Regions from separate parts of the Mus musculus genome. Here region 2 is linked to region 1. A link is a loop called in an ENCODE intact Hi-C map of the cell type or tissue named here. Cell type or tissue: left cerebral cortex. All regions are shown on one strand. Links, peaks and the distances in the headings refer to the core of each region. The heading gives the core; the rest is flanking DNA.

What was found. Peaks named below come from ENCODE experiments on the same cell type or tissue, not always from the same donor. Only the 100,000 strongest peaks of a DNase experiment are listed, where the experiment ranks them.
Region 2: it touches region 1 in a loop (4-fold over the local background); 2 of 42 quality-filtered maps call a loop at or near these places.

The regions. Positions count from the first base shown.
Region 1 is chr12:28,745,939-28,754,269 of GRCm38, reverse strand. It overlaps Trappc12 (trafficking protein particle complex 12), which reads left to right and starts at 3,870. Exons shown (of 12, transcript NM_178811.5): 1 at 3,870-4,108; 2 at 6,734-7,971. The coding sequence starts at 6,739. It overlaps Eipr1 (EARP complex and GARP complex interacting protein 1), which reads right to left and starts at 2,451. Exons shown (of 9, transcript NM_201357.3): 1 at 2,266-2,451. The coding sequence starts at 2,307. In left cerebral cortex, for the core only: no CTCF peak of the experiment used is centred there; DNase peaks (open chromatin) are centred at 2,492 and 3,783; H3K4me3 peaks cover 3,290 bases; H3K27ac peaks cover 2,254 bases.
Region 2 is chr12:28,669,505-28,677,835 of GRCm38, reverse strand. It overlaps Adi1 (acireductone dioxygenase 1), which reads right to left and starts at 2,629. Exons shown (of 4, transcript NM_134052.2): 1 at 2,464-2,629; 2 at 1-58. The coding sequence starts at 2,583. In left cerebral cortex, for the core only: CTCF peaks have their summits at 936 (motif pointing right), 3,343 and 3,549 (motif pointing left); a DNase peak (open chromatin) is centred at 2,451; H3K4me3 peaks cover 1,691 bases; H3K27ac peaks cover 1,914 bases.

The sequences.
Region 1 (8,331 bases), core at 5-8,004:
AAAGACGGTGAGAGGACAACAAGCTAGCTAAGACATTTGTCAACTGAATAATGAATAGACCCACTAGGAAAATATGCTACCAAAAGTTATCTCAAAAGAAAGAAGGCCTGAAGAGATGGCTCAGGGGTGAAGAATACCTGTTGCACTTCCAGAGAACCTAGGTTCAATTCCTAGTACCCAAATGGTAGCTCACAACCATCTGTGGCTCCAGTGCCAAAGGATCTGAGGAGTTCTTCTGGCTTCTGTGAGCACATGCACTGCACAGACAGAAAAGCAAGCGAAACACTGATACACAGAAAATAAAAATAAATAAATCTAAAAAAAAGAAAGAAAAGAAGTAAGAAGCCTGAACAGCTACCACCAGGAACTACACTGTGACCAGGGTGGCGTGAGAGTAGAAGGCCGGGTAAGCAGCACCATGCTGCTCTGACTGCTGCACAGCCCCAGTGGGAGCTCCCCAGTGTAACGATGCTGTCCTATGGAGACAATCACATGCTGACACAAACAAGAGGCTTCTGGAGACCTGTCAGGAAGGAAGCTGAATCTAGCATTGGAATTCCGTCCCAGTATTCAGGCATTACCCAAAATCTGGAGAACTGTGCCTGTGAGTAACCATAAAGATGAAAGTAAATAACGTAATAATAATAAATAAATAGCAGCTAAGAGTAACTTGATACTCACGGAGAGGCTCCAGCACCCACATCAGGTGGCTCACAACCACCTCTAACTCCAATTCCAAGGAATCCAGAGCCCTCTTCTGAGCTTCCTGGGCACCAGGCACACATGTGGAGCACATGCATGCACCCAGAGAAAACACTCACATGCACACAATGAAAATAAATCTTCTGGAAAGCACACATGTGTGGGATGCCCCAAGCACATAGGCTTCCTCAGGAAGCAGCAGGCTGACTGTAGGCCTGCTAAAATCATGGAAAATGAGAGCAGGCCCTGTAGTGTTCCCCGAGTCCTCCCAGTGCTTCTGAAGTTCCCACTGAACTGGTAGTACACAGAGCAATCTGAAGACAGTTCATTAAATGTGTGTGTGTGTGTGTGTGTGTGTGTGTGCGCGCGCTGTCTTAGTTAAGTCAGGCTTGCCTGTCCACTTTAAGGTTTACACTGACTACTGGGGCTATGCATCTCACTTAAAAATTATCACAGTCCATAGACAGGCCCCTCTGAGATAAATTGGAACATCTCCCAGTAACTTCCATTTGTACTTAGGCTTCCAAAGGAACACTAAAAATTGACTCTGAACATATTCCACACATTTCTTCTCATTTTGCAAGTAAATACACTGATACCCCAGATGAGTGAAACACCCTCAACAAGCTCAGTAGCAGTATCTAGGCATAGCCTCACTCTGTCCTGCATTGTCTGACCTTAGCCCTACCATATGATACCTCTATGCATCCATAGCCTCATTCTTTATCTGTATAGTGGGTATTCAGAATCACCTGCAGAAAGCTGAGTTTCTCCTCCCATCAGAAGTGAAGGACAACCCCACAAAGCAATCATTACAAATTTGTGTTCAAGAGCACACAATGTCCAAGGATTTTATTTTTATGGAAGGATCACAAAAGAAAGGAGTGAGGACAATGAGGCTACACTGGATTTGATCCCATCTAGATGATGTCAGATGTAATTCCCAGGACAACAAAGAATAGACAAGAATATTCTTGTAGGAATAGAGGAGTGTAGAATAGTCGTCCTGATTCCTAGCATGGGAGTTCTGGATACCCAGGAAGGCGCTGAGAATGGCAGAAGTCTCCAGTGAGCTCTTAGCAAATCATGGTCCAGGTCTGAAGAACTCCCTGGGAGATGGAAACCCTCATCCCACTATTGACTCGAATCTGTAACGAGTTTAGTAGCTATTGAAATAAAAAGTTCATAAGGAAAAAGGCAAGTATATTTCCAACCTGAGTGAGCAAAATGCTTCATAACAGACCAGCCAGCCAGCAACTCCCCTCCCCACGAAGTCCCTCTTTAATGCTCTTGTACTGAGCAGTATCCAACACACAACTCAATGGTCAATAATTGCTACTCAAGACCCCAGAAGTGCGAGTGTAATCAAGTCACCTGCGAGGCCGAGTGCTCACCCTCTGCTGTCTATGCCAGCCCTGGCCCTCACTTGGCCACACTCCCTGCGCGTACCCTCTCCCCAAATCCGGGCCTTGAAGCCCAGAATCCTTGGAACCAGACTGAGTGTGGGCGCTCTCTGGTGAGGGCCAGGCACAGGCGGCACCTCACCGACTCCGCCATGCTCACCTGGAATTCCAGCCCGTAAATCACCGGGGCGTCGTCTTCCATGATACTCTGCCTACCCAGCTACTCACGCCTCAGAGCTCGAGTCCCCCCTCACCAGGGATCGCTCAGAACCCATTCATTCCCCGCCTGAAAAATGGACTACGAGACCCAGACCGGCTCCCTGACGGCTCACTTCCTGTTTTCTTCGTCGCGTCATCAATACGCTCCTCCCCGGTGGCCAATGGCAGCTGGGCCTTTATTCTGCGCATGCTCATTTGGCCTTTCATGAGACCCAGCAGCTACAGGAGATCCTGGGTTGGAAGGCCGGGCCCGGAGCAAAAGCAGCGGGAATGGACGTCCATCAGGGCGGCGCTCTTATCCTGCGCTGCTCCCTCAAGTTCCAAAGATCTGAGCCCTAAAGAGAACAGTTAACTTGGCATTATGGTTGGCAGAGCTTTACTCCTAAACCGTGGTCCTGAGCACCAGAGCACTGCCCAACCCACTGCCAGGACCTTCGATCCAGCCTCAGAAGCAGGCTCTTAGATGTCCATTTAAAGATAAGATGCTGCAAGCTTGAGTCAAGACTGTGGTGATGGTGTAAGTGGGCAGTGACATACAGCGAGCGGTGTGCACTTCACGTAACCACCCAGTCCTGCACAGAGACACAACTAAGCCCACGATCTAAACTGTCCAGAGCTCTCAGAGACAGAAGGCTCTAGGACCTGGCATGGAAAATACTGCAAGAATGCACCATAGGAAATGAACTGTCTTGGTTCTATGAAGTTCTGGATCTCCACACGCGTTTCTTCTGTGTTTTGACTTTGCCATTATCTCTTGACTGACCTTCATGACAGCAGTTTCTGTGATGCTACCATTAGCCCCCTTAGTAGTCATCCATTGCCCACCTTTGTCTTACCTTGACTTTCTGATAAAACCTCTGGCAACTAGCTTCCACCGATCCCAAAGCTATGAAAGTCATGAGATAGCACCTGAGACCTACCCACCTACCCACTGCTTCCGAAGTGTGCTTAAGAAGTAGGTATTTTTGGTTGTTACTGTAAAACTTCATCAAATTGTTATCATGTAGGGCAGAATCTACGGTGACCTGAATCTATGTTCCCAAGCTATAGTCACTCACAGAATAAATTCTTCTTCCCTTTGAGATGAGAGCTGTGTTTTTACGTTGTCATAGAAATGTGACACAGAAAATCAAGAAAGCAAGGTTCTTGACTTGAGGACGATTCTCAACCAACCATGAGTTCAGCAAGCAAGGCTGACTCTTGACTCCTTAATTCCTCCCCGCAACTTTACGGATGTTAGCACACACTGCCACAGACACAAGGGGGGAAACGTGGAGAATCAACTAGCACAAAGATAAAATCCTAGGAAAAAACATCCTTGGTTGGTGACAGGCCCAAGGACAGACGATTTTCTTCAATCTCCAGGACCATCCTTGTCCCCTACCCAGTTTGGCCTTAGGCCCCGCCCACAGCTCTTGAGCCGGATATGCGCCCGGCTTCCAGTGGAGAGCTTAGCGGCTCCCAAACTGAGCATGTGCGGAAGTCGGGTCTCCGCGGCCAGCACACGCAGACGCACAAACGCGCGGGACCTTGGATCTTGAGTTTACTTCCGGTCTTCCGTCATCTCTTCGGACCCTTTTCGCCTGTGGGTGACCCGACCTCAGGGGCGGGTGGCAGGTGAGGAGCGGGTCGCAGTGAGGAGGGTCGCCGGTACCCTTGACCTTCCCACAGAGGGCGGCGTCCTCGCGTAATCAACCGCTCTCGGCCACGCAGAGTAGCCCCACGAGGGGCTGGCTCCTTCGGGCTTTAGCCAATTCTGTGTGCTCCCTGTGGTTTTGGACAAGGTACACACCCTCCTGACCTCGGTTTTATGTGTATAAAGTGCGGGTTCGTTAGCATGCTTAGAAGGTGCCCGTGTTACATCACCAGTGTTCGAGCTATGTTTTTGGTTTGCCCCAACTTTTGCTCCTGTCGACCTCGGTGTGTCATAGCCCCACAATAAATGAAGCACTGCAGTAAGCCAGAGTCGGGGTTAAGAGATAGAGGATGGGGTGCCATAGACATAACCTGACCACTGACGAATGAGTAGTGTTGTGTGGGAAAAGTGATTCCTTCCTGTAAGCATTCGGGAGATTGTGATGTGGAATATTTTAAGTTTGAGGTCAGTCTGGGCTAAATAGGGAGACACCCCAACCCCCTCAAAAGAAAGAAAGAATGAATAGAGTCTAAAAACTAAAACAAGGGTTGACAGGATGGCTCAGTGTCTGTCACCATTCCTGATAATCTGAGCTGCATCCACAGGACCCACACGATGGAAGAAGAGTTGTTCTTCCACATGATTGTCTTCTGACCATAAATAGACAAATGAATAAATACAGTAAGACGAGGTGTTGGTGCTGAGCCTGTATCATTTGAGAAGTAGAGGCAGGATGTTCAGGAGTTCAAAGTCGTCTTAGGCTATATAACAAATTTAAGGCCAGCTTAGGTTACCTACGACCTTGATTTATAAAAACAAACTCTCACACATATTAAAAAGCTAAATAAATGTTAAAAAAAAAAAAGTATCAGCCAGCCAGTGTGTGGTGAAATCGGAGTGTGTGTATGCTGTTGCAGGAAGGAACTGCAGGTCTGTGATTGCTCTTGGCAGTGGTGGTCCTTTTCTCTGAGCGCTCAGGAGGCACAGGCAGACTGATCTCTGAGTTCGAGGGTAGCCTGATCTACAGAGTGAGTTCCAGGACAGCCAGGGCTACTTGGAGAAACTCTCTCTTTAAAAACAAATAAGTGGTCGGGCAGTGTTGGTGCATGCCTTTAATCCCAGCAATTGGGAGTCAAAGGCAAGCAGTTTTCTGAGTTCAAGGCCAGCCTGATCTACAGAGAGAGTTCCAGGACAGGCTATACAGAGAAACCCTGTCGGGGGGCGGGGGGGAAGAGAGAGAGAGAGAGAGATCAAAGTGGTCCTTGATACATAGCAACAGTTAAGTTTACTGTGGCTTTGGGTACATAAGACCCAGTCTCAAAAGAAAAATTTGATGGCCATGATCTAGCACATTGATTTCTGGGCATTGAAATAGGAATTTGCTGTACCAAAGAATTGAAATTAGAGTCTCAAAGACGCACACACACAGACACACATCCTGTTCACAGAAGCACTGTGCACGATTGCTCGAGGCTAGAAGGAACCCAAGCATCCATTTGACAAGTAAATGGATGCGCTAACTGGCGCACGCCTGCAGTGCTGTGTTGTTACTCACCTGTCCAAGGGAAGGAAAGCCCATTGGTGCTGCGGCATGGGTGTCCTGCCGTGAGGAATGGACTGTGGTGGCTGTGCGTTCCAGTTCAGAGGACTTGGCGCTCAGGAAGCAAAGAGGGCAAATAGCACAGAGCAGGCTGGGGCAGCCGGTAGACAGCAACACCTCATGCAGTCAGGGCTTACAATAGCCAACAGAGAAGACTACCGTAGCCTGACAGAAAGAGGGGCCAAAAGGCATCATCAGGTCAGTGCTCCCAGCATGCCTCAGAGTCTGCTGGGGAAGCGGCTTCATACTGGATTCCTGAGTGGAGGGTCTGGGCAGAGCAGAGCAGTGTCCACGGATGAGCTTCACACTGGTGCCAATGGTTACCTTCTAGCTGTTCACAAGCGCTTCTTTTCACGCTCAAGATGTGTTGCTATTGTTAGCACCCAGACAAGGCCCTTGGACGGAGGACACTATGAGATAGACATGGTTGAGCCTGATGTGGGGGCAGGGACGATCCCACCTTCACGGTAAGGGCAGACAGCACTTGTTTACTGATACACTGTGTATTGCAATGGGCCAAGGATGTCATGATGAATGCCTTATGATTCTACTCACTTGAGGTCCCCAGGAAATATAAAAGATGGGAAATAGGATGGTGGTCATCTGTTTTATTAAATGGGTATAGAACTCCTGTTTTTGCAAGATGACAAAAATTCTGGAGGTTAATTGGACAATAATGAGAATGTATTAAACATTACTGAACTGTATACTTTAAAAAATGGTAGCTAAGCTGGGCAGTGGTGATGCATGCTTTTAATCCTAGCACTTGGGAGGCAGAGGCAGGCAGATTTCTGAGTTCGAGGCCAGCCTGGCCTACAGAGTGAGTTCCAGGACAGCCAGAGCTACACAGAGAAACCCTGTCTCAAAAAACCAAAAAAAAAGAAAAAAAGAAAAAGGGCTAGCAAGTTTTATGTGTATTTTATCCTAATTAAAATTAAGTAAACTAGAAAAAGAAAAACTTTTAATTTGTGCCCCTTGGATGTGGAACTATTAAACATGTGTTCCACTGAGCGATAAGATAAAAGTAGTACAGCCTATGTCTCAGAACCGCAGAGGTTGTGAGTTCAAGTCCACGCACGTTATGTGAAATCCTCTCTCAGAAAAGAAAACAAGTTTATTTACCCATACTTGAAATAAAACAGTGGAGTGATTCACGACTGCCTCTATTTTTAGACAACATGGAAACAGCTAAAGATGGTGAGCAGAGCCCAAGTGAGGCATCTCCTTCAGCCCAGGCAGGTCCTGAAAACATCCCGGAGCCTATGTCTCGGGAGGAGGAGAGCCAGCCATTGTACCATGAAGAGACCATTGATCTTGGTGGAGATGAGTTTGCATCTGAAGAGAACGAGCCCACATCGGAAGGGTCTCACAACTTCGGAGATAAGCTTAATGAGCACATGATGGAAAGTGTGCTCATCTCCGACTCTCCTAACAACAGCGAGGGGGACGTTGGCGACCTCGGCTGTCTACAGGATGTTGGGGAGCCCCCCAGAGGTGCCACTGATCACCGACTGCCCAGTAGCACAGACAAAGAAGTGGTGGACACTCTGAGTAATGGCAGTGAAACCGATGGAGACGACACTCCCAGAGACATCTCAGACATGACACCTGATAGCAGAGCCTCTCTGAAGGAAGACTCAACACAGGAAGATGTGACGAGCATGCCTGCACTGGAGAATGCTGCCACGGAGGAAGTCGGGCCTAAGGACAGCCTCGCGCCCCGAGAAGAGCAGACCTCAGAAGTGTCCTCCAATCAGTCCTCCTCCAAAGACGAGCCCTTGCCCGTCTGCACCATCTTCAGCCAGGCTACCGCCACTCCCTCCCAGCCACACCTGTTTCTACAGGATGGCTTCGAGTCCCAGATGGTGAAATCACCCAGTTTCAGTAGCACCAGTGAGACGTCAGCCAAGACCCCTCCTCCGATGGTCCAGCCCAGTCCCAGCCTCAGTACATTTTTTGGAGATACAATGAGCTCTAATTCCTTGGCCTCTGACTTCTTTGATTCCTTCACAACTTCTACTTTCATTTCAGTCAGTAATCCCAATGCAGGTTCCCCAGTTCCAGAAAAGCTGTCTTCACTCACTGCCCCTGTAGGAGAGAAGTCCCCGGATTCCACCAGCCCATCTTACTCCACAAGGATGGATAGATCGGAATCAGGTGTTTCTCGGGCCCCTCTGGATGTCCCTGAATCTCCAAAGCCATTTTCACAGATCCAGGCTGTGTTTGCTGGAAGTGATGACCCCTTCGCCACAGCCCTGAGCATGAGTGAGATGGACCGGAGGAATGACGCATGGCTTCCCAGTCAGGCGACCAGAGAAGTCCTGATGTCAGTAGCAACCCAGCAGTATGGCACTGTGTTCATAGACAAGGAGAACCTCACTATGCCTGGCCTCAAGTTTGACAACATTCAGGTAGGATGAGGACTGTTTTTATGTCCATATCTCACTGCGTGTAATCTCCTTCTAGATCTGTGTACAACAGAGAGGCTTGTAGTAACTCTGGCTTTCCTAGTTACTGGGCTTGACAGCACCTATACCTGAAGCCGCCTAAGCAGCACGTACTGAGTGTGCTTCTTAGGCTTGTGGGTCTTGCCTACTTCTTACTTCTTGTAGCAGCAAGCTGACTGAGTTCGAGGCCAGCCTGGTCTACAGAATGGGTTCCAGAACAGCCATGGCACTCCCCGTTGTGTGCCCCACCCCACAAATGCATTCTAGAGCTGGAACGATAACTCAGTAGTTAAGAGCACCGGCTACTCTTCGGAGGAGCTGGGT
Region 2 (8,331 bases), core at 295-8,294, 77 kb after region 1:
TTCTCATTTTCCGGATCTTTTCCAGTTCTGGATCGTTCTCATACTTGTCAGCATCTAGCTATGTAAGTTTAAGCAAAGTGGAGGTCACCTTAGCACAAGGATGCATAGCAGCTAAGCGGGGAGTATAACTCCCTGGTATAGTGCTTGCCTAGTGGTGCACAAGGCTCTAGGTCTGCTCCCCGGCCCTGTGATGGAAACATAGCAACACGTCCTTCCAGACCTGTGGCTGGATCATCCTAACAGAGCACTGCTTATTCTTTGCCCATCCTAGCACAGCCCTCCACCTCCTCTCTTGATGGATCATCCATTTTCACAGTGCCAGGTGGAAATTCCAGTTCTGCTAGAGTCCTGCTGGGTCCTCCACATTTGCAGGTGAAGTCCTTCTTCCTCACAGATGCCAAGACAACACTCACTCAGTGTGTGTGGCCACTCTGCCATCTTCCATGCAGCAAGTCTCACTAGACTCTCTGTGGTCAGCATGCTTCCCAGGCCCACAGACCAAGCTCAAGTTCATTGAGATGGACTGGAGTGGCAATCCTCTGGCCCCATTTAACTTTTCTGCTTCTCTCTGCCCCATTCTTCTACTGCAAAAGAAATCTAGATTCTAAATTAAAAAAAAAAAAAAACCATTCACTACTCTTAAAATTTACTGAATAATGTTGTGGCTCATGACTATAGTTCCAGCGATTCAGAATGCAGGAGAGAATTGTGAGTAGAGAGCTAGCCTGGACTACATAGCAAAAATCCATCTCAAAAAAAGAAAAAAATTCATACTCATACCCTTTCATGGCAAGGTCCCACATCTCAAGGTCCCACTCACAATTTGTGATTTATCACAATCCTACCTACTTTTTAAAAAAATTTTTTTAGATTTATTTATTTATTTATTTTATATGAGTACTGTAGCTGTCTCAGGCACACCAGAAGAGGGCATCAGATCCCATTATAGACGGTTGTGAGCCACCATGTGGTTGCTGGGAATTGAACTCAGGATCTCTGGAAGAGCAGTCAGTGCTCTTAACCGCTGAGCCATCTCTCCAGCCCCTACCTATTCTTTAAGGTCCAAAGCCAAGGACACGCACTTCACGACTGGATCTCCAAAGGCTGACAGAACTAATCTGAAACCCTACATGAAACTACTAGCAATGAATTTAGTGACATTTAACTTTGTTTTACAATGAAGTGCATATTTTATTATCATGGAACAACACACCAACACACAGGCATCAATATATTTTATGTGTCTGTATGAGTGCTTGTATGTCTGGGCACCACTCTAGTGTCTGGTGTCCACAAAGGCCAGGAGAGAACATGAGACCCCCTGGAACTGGCTGAATGCGCCCCTTCCTAATGTGGAAACTTCACCCACAGGATGACGTAAGAGGTGGGCCTCCTGGCTCCCGGTGGGGTCACAGCTGCTCCTGATTGAGATGAGTGGCTCTACTGCCCTGAGGAGCTGTTTAAGGTTTCATAGAAGTCAGCTATGAGGGGGCCTTCACCAGACACCCAAAGCACCTAATCGGGTTCCAGTCTCTACTGGGCAGCCAGTTCCTGTTGTTTACAGATCTGGTGTAGATACAAAGTCCTGAGTGTGACTCCTAATCTAAGGTATCCGTGATGATCGAAGGAAGGGACGAAGGCAGTATTCCAAAAGCTCTTTCACTCCAACGTTGTAGTCATAAGGGGCCTTTCTGTCACCCTGCTCTGTCCCCTTTCCCTAGCAACTTCTGCCGTGGGAGCAAAGACTAACTCAACAGGAATGCCAGAGGCCTTGCTGACCCCAACCCCACAACCCTGAAGCCATGCTTGCTGATCCAGGACAAAATTGCATCACCAAGTCCGTCCCATGCAAAGCCTTGATTTCATATGTGCACAACCCAGATTCTTCTCCAATCACCTATTTCCCCCGCTTCCTATCCCAAAAATATCCTCCTATTACTTGCAGACATGGATTTGAGCGTCGTTCCCACCTTAACGTGGCCACCCGACCTGTGGACGCTGCTTCAGCTGTGAGCACAGCATGTGGTGAGCAGGCCTTCATGGTTTTTAAGGGGCATGACTCTGCAAAGGACTCATCAAACGTTCCTCAGGCATGGCTCCAAGGCCAGTTGGTTTGCACTTCATTTTGACCATACCAATGCACACAGGCTAGATCCAGTTACCCCTCCACTAACCCCAGATTCTCTGCGGCTTTCCTGTGTTTGAACTGCGTTACCCGTGACACTACCATGTGACTGGCAGCTGGCCGTGCGTTTGCAAACACTAGCTGTGAACGCGCGCGAGTACCAAGAGGAAAGCAGGCGCCACCAGCCCAAAGCCTTCTCTGCAGTTATGGAAATCTCTGGAAACGGCGGCCTTGCTGAGCTTGCGCAGCACCCTAGCCCCCATCCCCACCCCCACCCGGCCCACCCCGTCACGGCGTGCGCGTGCGCAGGCGCGTGGTGCTCCGGCCTGCACTCGTACCTTCCAATAGAGCACTCCGAGCGTGCGCAGCTGCTCCAGGCTCACGGGGCGGTCGGGCTGTGCGCGGTGGGGCTTCCGCGGGTCGGCGGTGGACTCGTCCATATACCAGGCCTGCACCATGGTGGCGGCGGCGGCTTCCACTAACTGGCTGGAAGGGGCGTTGCTTGAAGGAGCCCCAACGGTGGTGGGCGGGGTGTAGGGCGGAGTTGTCGGGAGGGCGTGACCGCTCAGGTAGAATTCAGGACCAGGAAAGGCGTCTCACCCTCTGGAGAAGGTGGTGGCATATCCACAGCCTCCTCGGCAGTTATGTGTCTACCCTGTTTTCCTTGCAAATGCTATGATAAAATATTCTTACAAAGGCAGCTTTCAGGCAGAAAGGGTTTACTTGGCTCACAGTTCCAGGTTAAATTCCATCATTCGGGGCAGCAGAATTGTCAGAAGAGGAACTTGAAGCAGCTAGTTCATAGCCAAGAGCAGAGAGAAATGAATGCATGTGTGTTCACTAGTGCTCGGACCCTTTCTATACTTTCTTTTTAAATTAATGCAATCTAGATAGTCCCCCATAGACAGGCCACAGGCCAACCTGATCTAGACCGTTTCTCATTACTACTCACCTCCTAGGTGATTCTAGCTATGTTAACATGACTGTTAAAATAAACCCGTCATGGTGCTGAAAAGATGGCTCGAGCAGTTAAGGGCATCTGTTGCTCTTTCAGAGAACCCAGATGCAATTCCCTGCAGCCACTTGGTAGTTCACAACCACCCATAACTCCAGTTCTGGGGGATCTGCTGCGCTCTTCTGAATTCTGTGGCTATGTTCACACGTGTTGCATATCCAAGGCAAAACGCTTCTAAATAAACCTAAAATAAGTAAATGAAACTAACCTCCATGCTATCCGAAGGTGCAGCACAGATTAAAGATGGGTGTTTCTTCAAAATCTGATTAAGAAAGTCCCATGGGGGGGGGGGGGGCTGGAGAGATGGCTCAGTGGTTAAGAGCACTGACTGCTCTTCTGAAGGTCCTGAGTTCAATTCCCAGCAACCACATGATGGCTCACAACCATCCATAACGAGATCTGGCGCCCTCTTCTGGGGTGTCTGAAGACAGCTACAGTATACTTACATATAATAAGTAAATAAATCTTAAAAAAAAAAAGAAAGAAAGAAAGAAAAAAGAAAGTTCCATTGGTGGGACTTAGACCTCATAATATGATGCTAATTCGTTAACTGCAAACGGCAAGGGTGTTATAAAGAGTAAGAACAACAAATGGCTGTCATCTCAGGGTTGGGTAACAGGACCACACAAGATTTTAACAAATAGGGAGGTTTGTGGAATAGTGGCCCTTGGTGGGATAGCCATCTTTGATAGAAAAAAATTACCGTAGTTTAAAAGTATGACAACTGAGGACCAGATAGCTTTAAAGAATTTTTTGTGCTTGTCAGTGGTGGCGCACACCTTTAATCCCAGCACTTGGGAGCCAGAGGCAGGCAGATTTCTGAGTTTGAAGCCAGCCTGGTCTACAGAGTGAGTTCCAGGACAGCCAGAGCTACACAGAGAAACCCTGTCTCAAAAAACCAAAATTCAAAAACCAAAAAAAAAAAAAAAAGAAAAGAAAAAGTCCACAGCAAGTGCTAAGGCAGGGGTTTGAACTCAGGAAGCCTCACCTAAAATTCTGCTTAAAAAGCTGCTAAAATACAGAGCAAGAAGCAAAACCTTTGTTCAGCTGTAGAAATAAGAGTCTTGAGTCAGGAAGGCTGCCTGCCCCTTGCCTGCTTCTGGCTAGAGCAACACAGCGGGATCCCCGAGCACTGTGTGTTGGCTTCTGTCTTATGCAGAGATCAACTGGGATGAGAGAGGGCAGCAGGTTCATGCCAAGAGCATCATACTTTAGAAAAGTAAGTCGGTCAAGATGCCCCAAGGAATTGGGGGTGGGGGGCTCCGCATTTGCCAGCACCAGTTCAAGGAGAATCATGGAAAACAGCCCTCCTCCATCTCCCGCAGCATCCTGCCCATGAGAGTTCTCCTTTGAAGGAGACTCCTCTGAACTTGAACTGTTTCTTCCAGAATAGCCAGCAGCAGCCCAGAATCATGTTTCATGACCAGAATTTATTGCCCCAGTTAAGAACTGAGAGAGAACAGTTGAGATGTTTTGAAAGACAGCTAGTCTCCATCATTGCAAACCAGTCTGGGCTGGTCCCCCGCTAGGCTTTGAAAGAATGTGAGGGTAGTGCGTAGGTTCCTGTATAAAAGTCATTCTTGTGGTTGCTGTTGTTTTTCGTCAGGGTTTCATTATGTAGCCCTGGCCAGCTCGGAACCTTCAGACCAAGCTGGCTTCACACTCACTTGTATCTGCCTCTCTAGTGCTGGGATTAAAAGTGTGCGCCACTGTACCCAACCCCATAGCGGTGATCTAAAGATAAAGGCTAGTCTTAGGTTTGAGCATAGGGATGCATGCATGTGACTCTAGCTCTTGAGAAATTGTGGCAGGAGGATTAAGAGTTTAAGGCCAGGCTGGGCTAATAAGCAAGATTCAGTCTTAAACAGCAGCAGGAGTAACAAAAACATGCTGCCAATACTGCATTTAAAAAAAAAAATGAAGAGAAAAAACCCTACAAAACTTTTGTTTTGTCTTGCTTTTTGTTTTTCTGTGGAATAGCCCTGGCTGTCCTGGACTCGATTTCTTGATGTGCAGACCAGGCTGGCCTCGAACTCACAGACATCCACCTGCCTCTGCCTCCCAAGTGCTAGGACTAAAGGCCTGCACCACCACAAATGGTTTACAAAAACATTCTTAAAGATTTATTTCTTTTGGTTTTGTTTTCTATGTGCATGAACGTTTGCTTGCATGCGTGGATATATATGCTGCACAAGTCTTTAATGCCTGAAGAGGCCAGAAAAAGACATTAGATCTGGAACAGTGGCGAGGCACCATGTGGGGGCTGGTAGCCAAACCAGGATCCCCTACAAGAGCAGCCGGTGCCCTTAACCACTCTACAGGCCCACAAGATATTCTTAAGGTGGAAAGTCATAATATAATCCCAGCACTAGAGAGGCCGGGGCAGATTTAAATTTGAGGCCAGCCTGGGCTACATCATAAGAGAATTTCTCAGAAACAATAAAATCCTTAGCTCACAGAGCATTCCAAAGAGGTAACAGGATGTACCTGGCTCTGTTTAACTGTGGGTCCTGCTGTGTGCTATTAATAATTTATATCTGCTTACTGTGTATCTAACCCTTCTGACCATGGGGGTTAGAGCTTTTACCTTGTTTGCAAGCTAACAGGTTAGCCCTGCCCAGTGCATGGATGTAACCCAGAGAGACCTCACACAGTGATGAGCGGAAAACGTTGCCACACTGCCAGCATTTTGGCATAGGTTCCTGATCCCAGCGCCCAGTGGGCTGGATGGAGAAAGGGAACCTAGAGCTGAGGGAGCCGAGGTCTGCCCTCCATGAGGTCATGTACAGCGAGCGATGGGCTGTGCTTCCTCTACACAGAGTATTGAAACCTATCCTCTGGCATTTTCCTGCTTCAGCAAGGACAGGTTTTTTTAATGTCTTGTTCTTACCTTTGTTGACCTGGGTGAAGACCACAGTGACTGGTCACGTGGCTTGTCTCACCTTAGTAGCAGACAGCTGAGCCTCCCGTGAACCATTAACATATTGCTTCCGCTGTGCCGCTTTTGCTCCAAGCTTCACCGCACTTTGAGGGCCCTATTTCTTGTCCTTACTGTTTGGTCACTTTAGCACGCAGATGGCCGTACTCCAACAAGTCTTTTCAGTTCACACACCTGAGAAGGATTACAGTGGCTTTCACTGTGGCCTGATGTGGGATGCGGCTCTCAGATGTTAATCAGTCTGTCTCCAGCACATTTCCTCCCTCCCAGTTCCTCTCTCTTCCTGTCCTCCCTTTTCTCTCTCTCTCTCTCTCCCTCCCTCCTTGTATCTTGTATCCTCTCTTGTCTCACTCCATTCCTCAACCTCTTTTCTCTGTGTGGTGGCATATTTAATTTATTAATTATATATAATTTAATGTATTAACCCATCTCCCGTTGCTATAACACAAAACCTGAGGCTCTGTTCTTTATAAGAAAAAGATATATTTAGGTCAAAGGTTGGTGAGTTGAGGGTCAGTATTAGCCAGCCTCATCTGTTTGGCCTCTGGTAAGGAACGCCAGCTGCATTGCTTCACAGTAGACAGTGCCATAGTAGAAACATGTTTGAGGGACACAGGAAGCCAGAGATGCAGAGATGGTCTTCTGTTGCCTTCTCTCACAGGAAGTATGTGGAGTCTAGAGAGAACTAATGAATCCTTCTGAGGACAGGGGTCTAACAGCCTGTTAAAGGTCCTGCCATCTCTATTCTGAGGACTGGCATGGACTCTCCACACATGGGTTCTGGGGATGGATGCGAGCCACAGGACAGCTGCCAACAACTTTCTCTACAGCTTACTAGAAAGTCAGAGGAAGGGCTCTTTATGTAACATCTGGCATCCAGTCTTCTGGAAAATTCTAGCCATCACAGCTAAAGCAAAACACCAAACAAACAAACAAAAACCCCGCCAAAAGAACAACAACAAAAAAATCCCCATGGTATCTGTAGGACTGGGATGTTGCTCTGAGCAGCAGCCAGTTAGGGTCAAGACCAGGCAGGAGAGGCCAAAGAGAAGCACGCCAAGACAGATGTCCACACCCATGGCCATGCTGTCCACGCCTCTTGCTTCCTGTGTGTCCAGTAGAGGAGGGACTCAAGGGACACAAGAGGCAGGCAGAACTGCACTTGCCCTGGGTCCTCGGGCTCTCTTCATGGACCCTTCTACTCAGACCAGGCAGGAAAATGTGAAACCCACCCATTTTGGAGCTTAGCTTCAAGCTACTTTCCATGTTAAGGTCAGAACTGAATTAATGTTTTCAAACTGGAAGAGCCCGGAGGGCTTTGTGGGAAATGAAAAATGCTAAGGGGGGTGGGTGGGCATAATAACTAATTGAAGATGCAGCAATGGCTGGAAGCTACGTGAGACTCCGGGGTACAGGAGCTGGCGTTGGACAACAAAGAACGGAAAATAACAGCGCACCTGAAACTCAAGGGCCCATCTATAAATAAGCATGGGTAACCAGAAGACGTGGATAATGAGAATCACTGAGACTGACATGGGTCCTACACATCAAGGAAACCCAGTGAGTGCCTACCAGACAGGAAATAAGTATATTCCTGCCTCTGGCTTAAACAAGGAACAATCCCAGAATACCTTTCGAAGCTAGCTTATCAAATGTTGGAATTTTCGAAGCTGGGTGACAGAGACATAGCTATCTTCACTTGAAAGTGTCCAATAAGATTTTTAAGTTGCTATCTGTGTATTAAGAAACAAACCTTCTGGTGCTGGCGAGATGGCTCAGTGGGTAAGAGCACTGACTGCCCTTCCAAATGTCCTGAGTTCAAATCCCAGCAACCACATGGTGGCTCACAACCACCCGTAATGAGATCTGACACCCTCTTCTGGTGTGTCTGAAGTCAGCTACAGTGTACTTGTGTATAATAATAAATAAATCTTGAAAAACAAACTTATTTAAAAAAAAAAAAAAGGAAAGAAACAAACCATCTGGACCACAGACCTTTAAACTCCAGACCTTGGGAGGCAGAAGGAGGTGGATCTCTGTGGGTTTGAGGCCATTCTGCTCTACAAAGTGAGTTCCAGAACAGCCAAAGCTACATAGAGAAACCCTGTCTCAAAATAAATTTTTTTAAAGATTTATTTATTGATTATTTGTAAGTACACTGTAGCTGTCTTCAGACACTCCAGAAGAGGGAGTCAGATCTCGTTATGGATGGTTGTGAGCCACCATGTGGTTGCTGGGATTTGAACTCTGAAC